Linked DNA regions of Homo sapiens: all the other regions are linked to region 1. Evidence: chromatin loops called from intact Hi-C (ENCODE). Cell type or tissue: endothelial cell of umbilical vein. All regions are shown on one strand. Region 1 has its middle 58 kb from the start of MED14OS. Region 2 has its middle 130 kb from the start of MED14OS. Region 3 has its middle 140 kb from the start of MED14OS.

Region 1 (4,000 bases):
AAGATAGGGCCCCAATCCCTTCTAGCTTGTAGGGTTTCTGCTGAGAAATCTGCTGTTAATCTGATAGGTTTTCCTTTACAGGTTACCTGGTGCTTCTGTCTCACAGCTCTTAAGATTCTTTCCTTTGTCTTAACTTTGGATAACCTGATGACAGTGCGCCTAGGCGATGATCTTTTTGTGATGAATTTCCCAGGTGTTCCTTGCGCTTCTTGTATTTGCATGTCTAGGTCTCTAGCATGGCTGGGGAAGTTTTCCTTGATTATTCCCCCAAATATATTTTCCAAGCATTTTGAATTGTTTTCTTCCTCAGAAACACTGATTATTCTTAGGTTTGGGTGTTTAACATAATCTCAGACTTCTTGGAGGCTTTGTTCATATTTTCTTAATCTTTTTTCTTTGTCTTTGTTGGATTGGGTTAATTCAAAGACCTTGTCTTCGAGCTCTGAGTTTCTTTCCTCTACTTGTTCAATTCTATTGCTGAGACTTTCCAGAGCATTTCGCATTTCTAAAAGTGTGTCCAAAGTTTTCTGAATTTTTGATTGTTTTTTCTTTAGGCTATCTATTTCCTTGAATATTTCTCCCTTCACTTCTTGCATCATTTCTTTGGATTTCCTTGCATTGGGCTTCGCCTTTCTCTGGTCCCTCCCTGATTAGCTTAATAACTAGCCTCCTGAATTCTTTTCCAGGTAAATAGGGGATTTCTTCTTGGTTTGGAGCCATTGCTGGTGAACCAGTGTAATTTTTGGGAGGTGTTGACAAGCCTTGTTTTCTTATATTACCAGGGCTGGTTTTCTGGTTCCTTCTCATTTGTGTAGCCTCTGTCAGAGGGAAGGTCTAGGGCTGAAGGCTGTTGTTCAGATTTTTTTGTCCCATGGGGTGTTCCCTTGATATAGTATTCTCCCCCTTTTCTGGGGATGTGGCTTCCTGTGAGCTGAACTCCAGTGATTGTTGTCTCTCTTCTGGGTCTAGCCACCCAGTGAGTCAATCCGGCTCCAGGCTGGTACTGGGGGTTGTCTGCACAGAGTCCTGTGATGTGAACCATCTGTGAGTCTTTCAGCCATGGATACCAGCACCTGTTCTGGTGGAGGTGGTGGAGGGTGCAATGGACTCCATGGGGGTCCTTAGCTTTGTTGGTTTAATGCTCTATTTTTGTGCTGGTTGGCTTCCTGCCAGGAGGTGGTGCTTTCCAGAAAGCATCAACTATAATAGTGTGGAGAGGGACTGGCAGTAGGCACGGCTGTAGAACTCCCAAGATTATATGTCCTTTGCCTTCTGCTACCAGGGTGGGTAGTGAAGGACCATCAGGTGGGAGCAGGGCTAGGCGTGCTCTCCTTGGCGGGTCTTGCTGCGGCTGCCATGGGGGATGGGGGTGAGATTCCCAGGTCACTGAAGTTGTGTTCCTAGGAGGATTATGGCTGCCTCTGCTGAGTCATGCAAGTTGTCAGGGAAGTGGGGGAAAGCCGGCAGTCACAGGCCCCACCCAGCTCCCACACAAACCAAAGAGCTGATCTCACTCCCACTGTGCCCCCTGCAACAGCCCCGAGTCTGTTTTACCCAGACTGGATTCTCTTTACGGACGGGAGTTCTTTTGTAGAACAAAGAACCCATAAAGCAGGGTATGCAACAGCTATATGAACGATATAGTTGAAAGTGCACCTCTCCTAGGGCACAAGTGTTCAACTAACCAAACTAATTGCCCTCAAGAGGGCGCTCAAGTTAAGCAAAGGAAAAACAGCATTTATACTGATTCTTTCTCTCTCTCTCTCTCTCTCTCTCTCTCTCTCTCTCTCTCTCTCTCTCTCTCTCTCTCTTTCTGACGGAGTTTCCTCTTCATTGCACTTCCAGGCTGGAGTGCAATGGCGCAATCTCAGCTCACTGCAACCTCTGCCTCCCAGGTTCAAGCGATTCTCCTGCCTCAGCCTCCCGGGTACCTGGGATTACAGGCATGCGCCACCATGCCCGGCTAATTTTGTATTTTCAGTAGAGACAGGGTTTCTCCATGTTGGTCAGGCTGGTCTTGAACTCCTGACCTCAGGTGATCCGCCTGCCTCGGCCTCCCAAAGTGCTGGGATTACAGGCGTGAATCACCGCGCCTGGCCCATTTATACTGATTCTAAGTATGCTTTCCTAGTCCTCCATGCCCATGCTACTATCTGGAAAGAGAAGAACTTCCTCACAGCTAATTAGTCTCCCATTGAATACCATCAGGAAATTAATAAGACTATTTTCCTTGGTTTTCCTCCCATGGGAGCTGGCAATAATACATTGTAAAGGCCATCAAAGAGTGATGGATGAGATAGCCGAGGGAAATAGGCTGGAGGACAAAGCAGCTAAATCAGCAGCAAGGGGGCCCAGGTCTCTGATCCACTTGAAGCCCTACTGATCTGGGAGGGCCGCATCAGAGAAATAAAACCTCAATACTCTCTTGCAGAAATAGAATGGGCCACCTCTTGGGGATACATCCTGCAGTCCTCAGGATGGCTACAATCGGAGGACAATAAGCTTCATCTACCAGCTGCCAACCAATGGAAAGTACTTAAAAGCCTTCACTAGGCCTTCCACCTAGGTAAGGATAAAACCTATCAACTGGCCCAGAGATTGTTCTCAGGTAAAAATCTAATACAAAGAGTTAAACAAGTTGTTAATGGTGGCAAGATCTGCCTTAAAAACAGTCTCCTTAATCGACAGCGTCTTTGGCCAGGAACTCAAAAGACAAGCGGCTACCTTGGGGAAGACTGGCAAATGGATTTCACCCATATGCCAAAGACAAGGGGCATCCAGTACCTCCTACTATAAATAGATACGTTCACTAACTGGGTAGAAGCATTTCCATGTCAGACAGAGAAAGCCTCTGAGGTGATAAAAGTACTAATCAATGAGATAATTCCCTGCTTTGGACTTCCTAAGTATCTCCAGAGCAATAATGGCCCCTCGTTCAAGGTGGCCGTCACCCAGGGGGTCTCAAAGGCACTTGGTTCTACAGTACTATCTTCATTATGCCTGGAGACCACAATCCCCGGGAAAGGTAGAAAAGACAAATGATATTATCAAAAGGCACCTCAGGAAACCGTCTCAGGAGACTCATCTCCCCTGGACTACCCTTCTCCCCATAGCCCTGCTACATGTCAGAAACACTCCTTCAAAGCTAGGTTTGAGTCCCTTTGAAATGATGTGTGGATAGCCTTTTCTCACCAGTTATCTCTTGCTAGACCAAGAAACCTCTAATTTAACTAAGCACATAACCTCTTTGGTCCATTTCCAACAGGAACTGAAACAATTGTTGGAGGCCCAATCCCGTGAACCAGGGCCACCTCTGTTCAACCCAAGGGACCTAGTGCTAGTAAAAGTGATATCCCTTCCCTTTCTCTCTCTATAGGCCCAGGTTGGGAGGGACCCTACACTGTACTCCTTTCTACTCCTGTGGCAGTGAAGGTCACTGGAATAGACTCTTGGATTCATTATACCCAAGTAAAGACTTGGGAAGCCAACAGAGTCACCTCCGTTGACCCAGAAGAACACCCAAAGTACCAATGTGAAGAGATTGGGGACCTCAAGCTAAAAATCACAAAAGATAAGTGTTAATAATTAGCCTTCCATGGGTATCCTCTTTATAGTCTTGCCTATGCTTGCTGTTCTTACCTTTGTTCTGTTCTATACCACAGAGCACAATAATGTTTTCAGAATAATTCGTATATTTCACTTCTTTCTTTTTTTTTTTTTTTTGAGATGGAGTCTCACTCTGTCACCCAGGCTGGAGTGCAGTGGTGTGATCTTGGCTCACTGCAACCTCCACCTCCAAGGTTCAAGCAATTCTCCTGCCTCAGCGTCCCAAGTAGCTGGGATTACAGGTGTGCGCCGCCACACCCGGCTAATTTTTGTATTTTTAGAGACGGGGTTTCACTATGTTGGCCAGGCTGGTCTTGAACTCTTGACTTTAGGTGATCCCTCTGCCTCGGCCTCCCAAAGTGCTGGGATTGCAGGGGTGAGCCACAGCACCCGG
Region 2 (4,000 bases), 73 kb before region 1:
GGGTTAATATCCAGAATATGGAAGGAACTCAATTCAATAGCCAAAAAAAACCCCATCTGATTAAAAAGTGGGTAAAAGGCCTGGATAGACATTTCTCAAAAGAAGACATACAAATCGCCAACAGGTATACGAAAAAATACTCAGCATCACTAATCATCAGGGAAATGCAAATCAAAACCAGTGAGATATCATCTCATACTAGTTAGAATGGCTGTTACTAAAAAGACAGAAGATAATAAGTGTTGGCAAGGATGTGGAGAAACGGGAACCCTTACATACTGTTGGTGAGAATGTAAATTAGTACAGTCATTATGGAAAACAGTATTGGAGGTTCCTCAAAAAATTAAAAATAGAACTACCATATGATCCAGCAATCCCACTACTGGTTATATATCCAAAGGACATGAAATTGGCATGTTGAAGAGTTATCTGTACTCCCATGTTTATTGCAGCAGTATTCATAATACCCAAGATATGGAGTCAACCTGTGTTCATCAGTGGATGAATGGATAAAGAAAATGTTGTATATATACATGATGGGGCCAGGCGTGGTGGCTCACACCTGTAATCTCAGCACTTTGGGAGGCTGAGGAGGGTGGATCACTTGAGGTCAGGAGTTCCAGACCAGCCTGGCCAACATGGTGAAACCCTGTCTTTACAAAAAAATATATATATATATTAGCTGGGCATGGTGGCGGGCACCTGTAATCCCAGCTACTCAGTAGGCTGAGGCAGGAGAATTGCTTGAAGCTGGGAGGCAACGGTTGCAGTGAGCTGAGATCGCACCACTGCACTCCAGCCTGGATGACAGAACAAGACTCTGTCTCAAATAAATAAAAATAAAATATATACAATGGAATACTATGGATAAAGAAAATATTGTATATATACATAATGGAATACTATTCAGCTGTAAAAAAGAATAAAGTTCTGTCATTTGCAACAACATGGATGAACCTAGAGGATATTATGTTAAATGAGCCAGGCACAGAAAGATAAATACTGCATGATCTCACTCATAGGCAGAATCTAAAAAAGTTGATCTCATAGAAGTAGACAGTAGTAGTGGTTACAAGAGGCTGGGGAGGGTGGGGAGATGGGGTATGGAAAGAGGTTGGTCAATGGGGACAAAGTTACAGTTAGATAGGAATAAGTTCTGGTGTTCTATGGCACAGTAGGGTGACTATAGTTAACAATATTTTGTATATTTCAAATTTCCTAGAAAAGAGGACTTTGAATGTTCTCACCACAAAGAAATGATAAATGTTTAAGGTGATGGATTTGCTAATTGCCCTGACTTGATCATTATACAATGTATATATGTATTCAAATATCACATTGTATCCCATAAATATGTACAGTTTTTGGTGTCAATTAATAAAATAAAGCTTAAAAAAATTAGTCCATGTTGCTAATGTGGCTCTAGGGCATCCATGTCAATACTGCTGTATAGTATTCCATCTTATAAACAGACCTTTTCTACCACCCAAACTCAGGACCCAGCCATGCACTCACTTCTTTTTCCCACCTCACACAGGATATTAGATTCTTAACTCACAGTCAGAGGAACACCCTTTTCTAAGGACCAAATTGTCCAGGTGCCTCACCTAAGCCCTCCTTCCTGAGCCCCAGGAGAAGCTGCCATTGGAAATGGCAGGCTGCCTGGTGAGTATGGATTCAGAACATGATCTGACCTTGACAGAGAGTTTGTCCTTGTCATGGGATAAGAACAGAAGAACTGCCTCCAGCCCCGGTGGATAGATGACTCACATCCCTGGAACTTCCTACCTCTTTTCCCTGGATGGGATCCAAGTCATGCTGTCAAAATAGAATTAATTCACTCTTTAAAAGGGAAAAAAATTCTCAAAATTTAGAATAACAGAATCATACAATGCAAGAGCTAGAAGAGTAACTTGTCCCTGCCTCCTTCCCCAACACCTTAATATAAGACAAGGGACATCTGGGCATCAGCCAAGCCAATTATCTGAGGATATTTCTAGACAGCAGTCACTTGGGGTTTTTCTAGAAGGGGCCGAAGGGTGAAGACCTGAAAAGGAGCAAAAGCAGAGTGTTGGAATGGCTGAGAAGCACCCTTCATGATTAATCAGTGACATTTAGAGCCATCTCTCAGCTCAGCTCAGCTCACCAGAGCAGGGAATCTCTTGGCAAAAGTCTCTGTCCCAGGATTTCTGGCACTTAGTTTGCTGGCCTGTATCAAGCATTCCTTGAAAACTATCTGGCCGGTCAATGCTGGTGCCTGCCATGCAGTATCTTTGAAGTAGGAAAAGGGCTCCTTTGAGTTCTAACCAACAGCTTTGACTGTGTGGAAGCTGTTAATTTACCACAGTTGGCTGCTTTCCCCATCACCCCTCTGATCTACAAGAAGGATCTGAAAAGGAAGCCCTGAAAGTTAGCGCTAACATGAACCCTAGAGATGTTCTAGCCCAACCCCTGATTTATCAAGTTATTAGTTTAACAAATAGGGGCCAAGTGCCTACAGTGTGCCAGACTCTTGGCTGGGCACTGCAAATACAGCGATGATCAAAACCAAACATGCCTCTGCCCTCTTGAAGATTACATTATAGTGGATAGGAGTAGGGGGTGACCAATATTAAAAGCAATCACACAAACAAATGTAAAATACATAATGCTATGAGGCAGATTTAGGGAGGTCAGGAAGGGTTACCTCAAAGAGGTAAGGCTTAGGCTGACATGTGAAGCAGGAGCAGGCATTAACACAGCAAAGAAGGGGGAGAGAGCTTTAGGGGAGAGGTAACAGTGAGTGGTAAGATGGAGCATAGCAAATTTGAAGGGCAGAAAGAGGCCATGTGGCCAAAGTAGAGATGGGGAGATGAAGCAGGGGAGCAGGGGCCATATCACTTAGAACCTTGAAGCCTATGTTAAATATTCTGGTCTTTATCCTAAAAGCAATGGGAAGCCATTGAGAAGCTTCAACTGAGGGATGGGACATAATCAAAACTGAATTTTCACAAAGATATCTTTGACCTCTGTGTGGCGAACAAACTGGAAAGGGGCCAATTGGGAGGATATTTTAAGTGAGAGATACTGGTGGCTTGGGCTGAGGTGGGGCTGGTGGTGGTGGAAAAAAGAAGAGAACAAATATGAGAGACATTTAGGAGGTTAAATTAATAGGACTTGGTGATGGCTTAAATATAGGGGTGACAGGGAGGTGGAAGTCAAGGACAGTTCACAGGTTTCTTCAATTGTTGGTACTATCAAGTGAAATAGGACCAGGTTTGTGACAGAAGATTGAGTGTTGAGTTTTGGGTGCTTTTGTGATATCCAAGAGGTGATATCAAGCAGATCACTGACTACATTTGGATCTGGGACTGAGAGAAGAGGTCTGAGCTGGAAATCTACATACAGTTGACCCTTGAACAACTTGGAGGTTAGGGACATCAATCCCCTATACAGTAGAAAATCCATGACTCCTGAAAAACTCAGCTACTCATAGCCTACTGTTGACCTGAAGCCTCACAAATAGCATAAACAGTCAATGAACACGTATTTTGTATGATATATATATATATATCTTTATATATATTATATGGTATTCTTACAATAAAGTAAGCTAGAGAAAAGAAAATATTAAAAAATTAAAGGGAAGAGAAATATATTTACTATTCATTAAGTAGAAGTGGATCATCATAAAAGTCTCTGTCTTTGTTGTCTTCACATTGAGTAGGGTGAGGAGAGGAGGAAGAGGAGAGGTTGGTCTTGCTGTCTCAAGGGTGACAGAGACAAGAAAATCTGTGTATAAATAGACCTGCGTTGTTCATTTCAAGCCTGAATTGTTCAAGGGTCAACTGTATACCCTTAAGACATCTGCAAATAGGCAGTGATTTAGTCAGGATCTCAAAAGAAAACAGATGGTACAATCAAATTAGGATAATTCAATTAGGATTAATAAAAGGAGTATATTAGGTTCCTGCTGCATAACAAACAGAACCATAACCTCAGTGGCTTAATAGAGCAAACA
Region 3 (4,000 bases), 80 kb before region 1:
CCCACCTACTCTTCCTTAGACTTCCTTAGGCTTTGTTCAAAGGGAGAAGAAAACCAATATCCTTTTAAAGCCTTATGCTTTAAAAGGCATTTCACATGGCTATTGGATGTCATGTTCACAAGAACCATAAGAAGTAGATGTTATCATCTAAGGTCCAGAGAGGTGAAATAACCTAACTCCAAATCATGCACTTGATAGGTAGTAGATTTGCCATTCAAACCCATTCTGGTATCTTCCAAAGCTCACATCCCAGAACAGCAAGCAGAAGTTTCCCAGGCTCTTCTTTCTCTGCCTTGGTACATCTCCACCTTGGCCTACCCTTGGTGGAGGTGGGGGAGGGGGAGAATAAATCTGGAGTCACAAGCCCTGGCTTGGGCTATCCCTGTCTTCATGTAGTGCCTGTGTAAGCTCAGGCAGGGCAGGTCACCTCTCCTTTACCAGTCTTAATGTTCTCACTTGTAACACGAGAGTAACACCTACCTTGTAGGGTTGCTGTGAATATTAAGGCAATAGATCTGCATTCTCTTTTATAAAGGCCAAGCACTACATGAATGTGACAAGCCATTATTATGGATAGATTTCTTATTTACCTACGTAATAAGATATGAAAATGGACCTTCCCAATGCTGTTTTGCACCAATACAAGAGACATCCAAAAGGAGTGTGCTCAGATCTACAGAGGCTGACTTTACAAAAGGTATGCTCTAAGACTCTCAAATGCCCTCAACAATTTTGACTACAAAGGCATCAAGAGAGGGTAGAAGTAAGAAGGATTTGTGAAGAAGGTTCTTTAGATAAGGCTACTGCCATGCTGTGGGCATCCCTCTCCGACCCCTGAGGTGATGGGGAGCCCCCTTTTAACCTTAAGTCCGTGAAATGGTACTTTAAAGGGACCCTTGAAGAGGTAACTGTGTGTTCTCTGTGGTTGGGGAGCTAGGATCAGAGCCTGAATTAAGACAGCCTGTGATAGCGGGCTGCACCTCTGCATGTGGGAGCCATGGGGGAAAAAGAGGCTGGACGCTAGGCATGGCAGCTTACACCTGTAATCCCAGAACTTTGGGAGACTGAGATGGGAGGATTGTTTGAGACCAGCCTGGGCAACATAGTGAGATCCTATCTCTACAAAAGTAAAAAAAATCGGCTGAGCGCAGTGGTTCACGCCTGTAATCCCAGAACTTTGGGAGGCCGAGGCGGGTGGATCACGAGGTCAGGAGTTTGAGACCGGCCTGGCCAACATAGTGAAACCCCATCTCTACTAAAAATACAAAAATTAGCCGGGCATGGTGGCAGGCACCTGTAATCCCAGCTACTTGGGAGGCTGAGGCAGGAGAATCGCTTGAACCTGGGAGGCGGAGGTTTTGGTGAGCCGAGATTGCACCACTACATACCAGCCTGGGCAAGAGCGAGACTCTGCCTCAAAAAAAAAAAAAAAAGTAAAAAAAAATTAGCTGGGCATGGTGGTACACGCCTGTGGTCCCAGCTACTTGGGAGACTGATGTGGGAGGATTGCTTGAGCCCAGGAGGTGGAGGCTGCAGTGAGATGAGATTGCACCATTGCACCCCAGCCTGGGTGACAGAGTGAGACCCACTCTTGAAAAAAAAAAGAAAAAAAGGTTGGAGTCTTCTTTTGTTAATCTTTTTGGAAATATAAGATACATATTAAAATGTGCACAAACAACAGGTTTATAGCTTGATGAATTTTCACAAACTGAATATCCCAACAAAACCAGAAGATTAATTACTAGCATCCCATAAGGTCTCTGTACCCCGCTTTCAGTCACTACTACCCCCAAGGGTAACTACTATCCTGACCTCTAATAGCACAGATTATTTTTGCCTCTTTTTGTTCTTTATATAAATGGAATCATACAGTGTGTACCCCTTAGTGGCTCACTTCATTGCTCAACATTCTATTTATGAGAGCCATCCATACTGTATGTAGTTGTAGATCGTTTATTCTCACTACTGTATAGCATCCCATTGTGTGAGCATTCCACAATTTATCCGTTCTACTGTTGATAGACATCTGGGTAGTTTCCAACTGGGGGCTATTATGAATACCTACGGATATTTTAGCACATGTCTTTTGGTAAACATATGTACACATTTCTCTTGCACATACATCTAGGAGTGGGACTTCAGAGTTATAGGGGTGGTGTCTGTAAAAGCTACAACAGTTTTAAGTGTTTCCAAAGAGGATTTCTTAAAGAAAGTGTGGATTCGAGCCTCTACTCCCACTCTCTCACATCAGCCCAAGAACCAGAAGCCAAAAGGGGTGTGGATTTTAGAGAAACACTGTATGGTGAGCATCACCAGAGCTGCAATCAAAGGGGCCCAGCGAAGGAGCCTCCCATGAGCCCCATGGAAGAATCTATATGCCAGGAACATGGCCCAACCTAGAGAAACATTTTAATCTAGCGCAGCATTGTCCCTGCCTCCACATGGGTATTGTGAAGGGCTGCTGTTGAGAGGCTAGCCTTTGAGCTCCATTTCTGGACAGCTGGTTTTCATCTGACCAACTTCACTCCTTGGCTGTGTGACTTTTGGAAGGTCATTCTTTCTCTCTAGGCCTCACTTTTCTCATCTTTCTGATATGAGGCTGCTTTCTGCTCTGAACTTGTAATTGACTGCGTTCTAAATGCCTCACGAACGGAAAGCACGTCTTCACTTTCCTCTGTATTCCTAGAGAGCACCTCATGCTCTACATACCTATTGGCACAGTAGGTCACTAGACAACAAATGTCTTGCAATTTCATTTTCTAAAGAAAAAAAATCTGCTTTTATGGGTTCAGTGATGCACAAAATGAGGATTTAATTGGCGCATTAAAATTAGCAACATGGTGTGTGTGTGCCTGTCCAAATATAGATGTTATACTGCACACCAGCTTTATGGAAAAATCCATTTCCATTCTTGTGCAACTGAGTTTCTCTGAAGAAACAGAGCAAAGACCATCTATGTATCATAAATTTGTCAACTCACTATTTTACCCAAGGATGTTGGGTAATTAGATTCCAACATAGACCCAAAGAATTCTTTTCTTCATCTGGGAACTTGTTTTATCACTTGCTACTGCCTTGATCCTAATGCTTAGCATTTAAAGGTTATATATAGGAAAAAAAAAAAACCACTCCATTGTGTAGTCACTGTCTAGAATGGCATTATATTTTAACAGGATATTATCACTCTGAAAAAAAAAGAAATCATTTTTACTGGGTAGGAAATTATTCCATCATACGGTATTATTCAAGCAATTAGAAATCACATTGTGTGGTGAATGATCAGCTCTTCTTGGTGGAGTTTGTTATTATACTGTTCGTATTTAAAATGTGGGGCTGCAGAGAGAAGAAGGCTTCTTTAGTAGAAGCATGAACACTCTAAGCAGCTCAGGCAGGTGAGCCGTGATGCAATTTTATTTCCCAGGAAATTCTTTCTGGAGTTCCCCTGAAGTTCCCTGTCTTACTTCACCCACAGAAACCTTGAATTCTTTCCCTTTAGCTAAGCTAGGCACCCCTAGGGCTTTATAGGGAACTGACAACTTAAAACTTGGTATTGATCCAAAAGTTTGTTGGAAAATCTGTCTTAGAATTCAGAACAGATTTTCTTCAGTTCTATATGAATGACTGGTTCCTAAGCACACCACCAGAGCCCACGCCACCCACAGGAAATGAGACGCTAGTATTAATGATGGTCAAGAACCAGTTACTTGGTAGAGTGTTATTTCCTGGTGAAAATCCACTCTAAGTTTTCTTGTGAGAACAGAAACTCAGCTCACCTTCTCTCCTCCCTACTGTGCTCTACTGTCAGAAGTGGGGATTCCTACACCATGGGGGATTGGAGTGTGCAGGACAGGAAAATGAGTTGGAAGGCATCCAGAAGTCTGAGCAAAGGCAGGGGCTTCCCAGCAGTGACAGAAAGACGAAGGGAAAAGGAGCAGGGGTGGGCCCAGCAATGATGCAGGGGTAGAGGTGAGAATATTTATAGCTTCAGCTGCAATCAGGA

What was found. A loop is a pair of places that touch in the nucleus more often than their neighbours do. Peaks named below come from ENCODE experiments on the same cell type or tissue, not always from the same donor. Only the 100,000 strongest peaks of a DNase experiment are listed, where the experiment ranks them.
Region 2: a loop joins it to region 1, with 8 times the contacts of the local background. A loop is called at or near these places in 2 of 110 quality-filtered maps.
Region 3: a loop joins it to region 1, with 15 times the contacts of the local background. A loop is called at or near these places in 2 of 110 quality-filtered maps.

What each region holds. Positions count from the first base shown.
Region 1 is chrX:40,791,923-40,795,922 of GRCh38, reverse strand. No RefSeq gene overlaps it. Among named protein-coding and RNA genes, the nearest start is that of MED14OS, 58 kb to the right of the region's middle. In endothelial cell of umbilical vein, a CTCF peak has its summit at 1,690 (motif pointing right); a DNase peak (open chromatin) is centred at 1,662; H3K27ac peaks cover 707 bases.
Region 2 is chrX:40,865,290-40,869,289 of GRCh38, reverse strand. No RefSeq gene overlaps it. Among named protein-coding and RNA genes, the nearest start is that of MED14OS, 130 kb to the right of the region's middle. RefSeq lists an enhancer at 1,707-2,206. In endothelial cell of umbilical vein, no CTCF peak of the experiment used is centred here; a DNase peak (open chromatin) is centred at 1,769; H3K27ac peaks cover 798 bases.
Region 3 is chrX:40,871,493-40,875,492 of GRCh38, reverse strand. No RefSeq gene overlaps it. Among named protein-coding and RNA genes, the nearest start is that of MED14OS, 140 kb to the right of the region's middle. RefSeq lists an enhancer at 3,844-3,923. In endothelial cell of umbilical vein, no CTCF peak of the experiment used is centred here; a DNase peak (open chromatin) is centred at 3,952.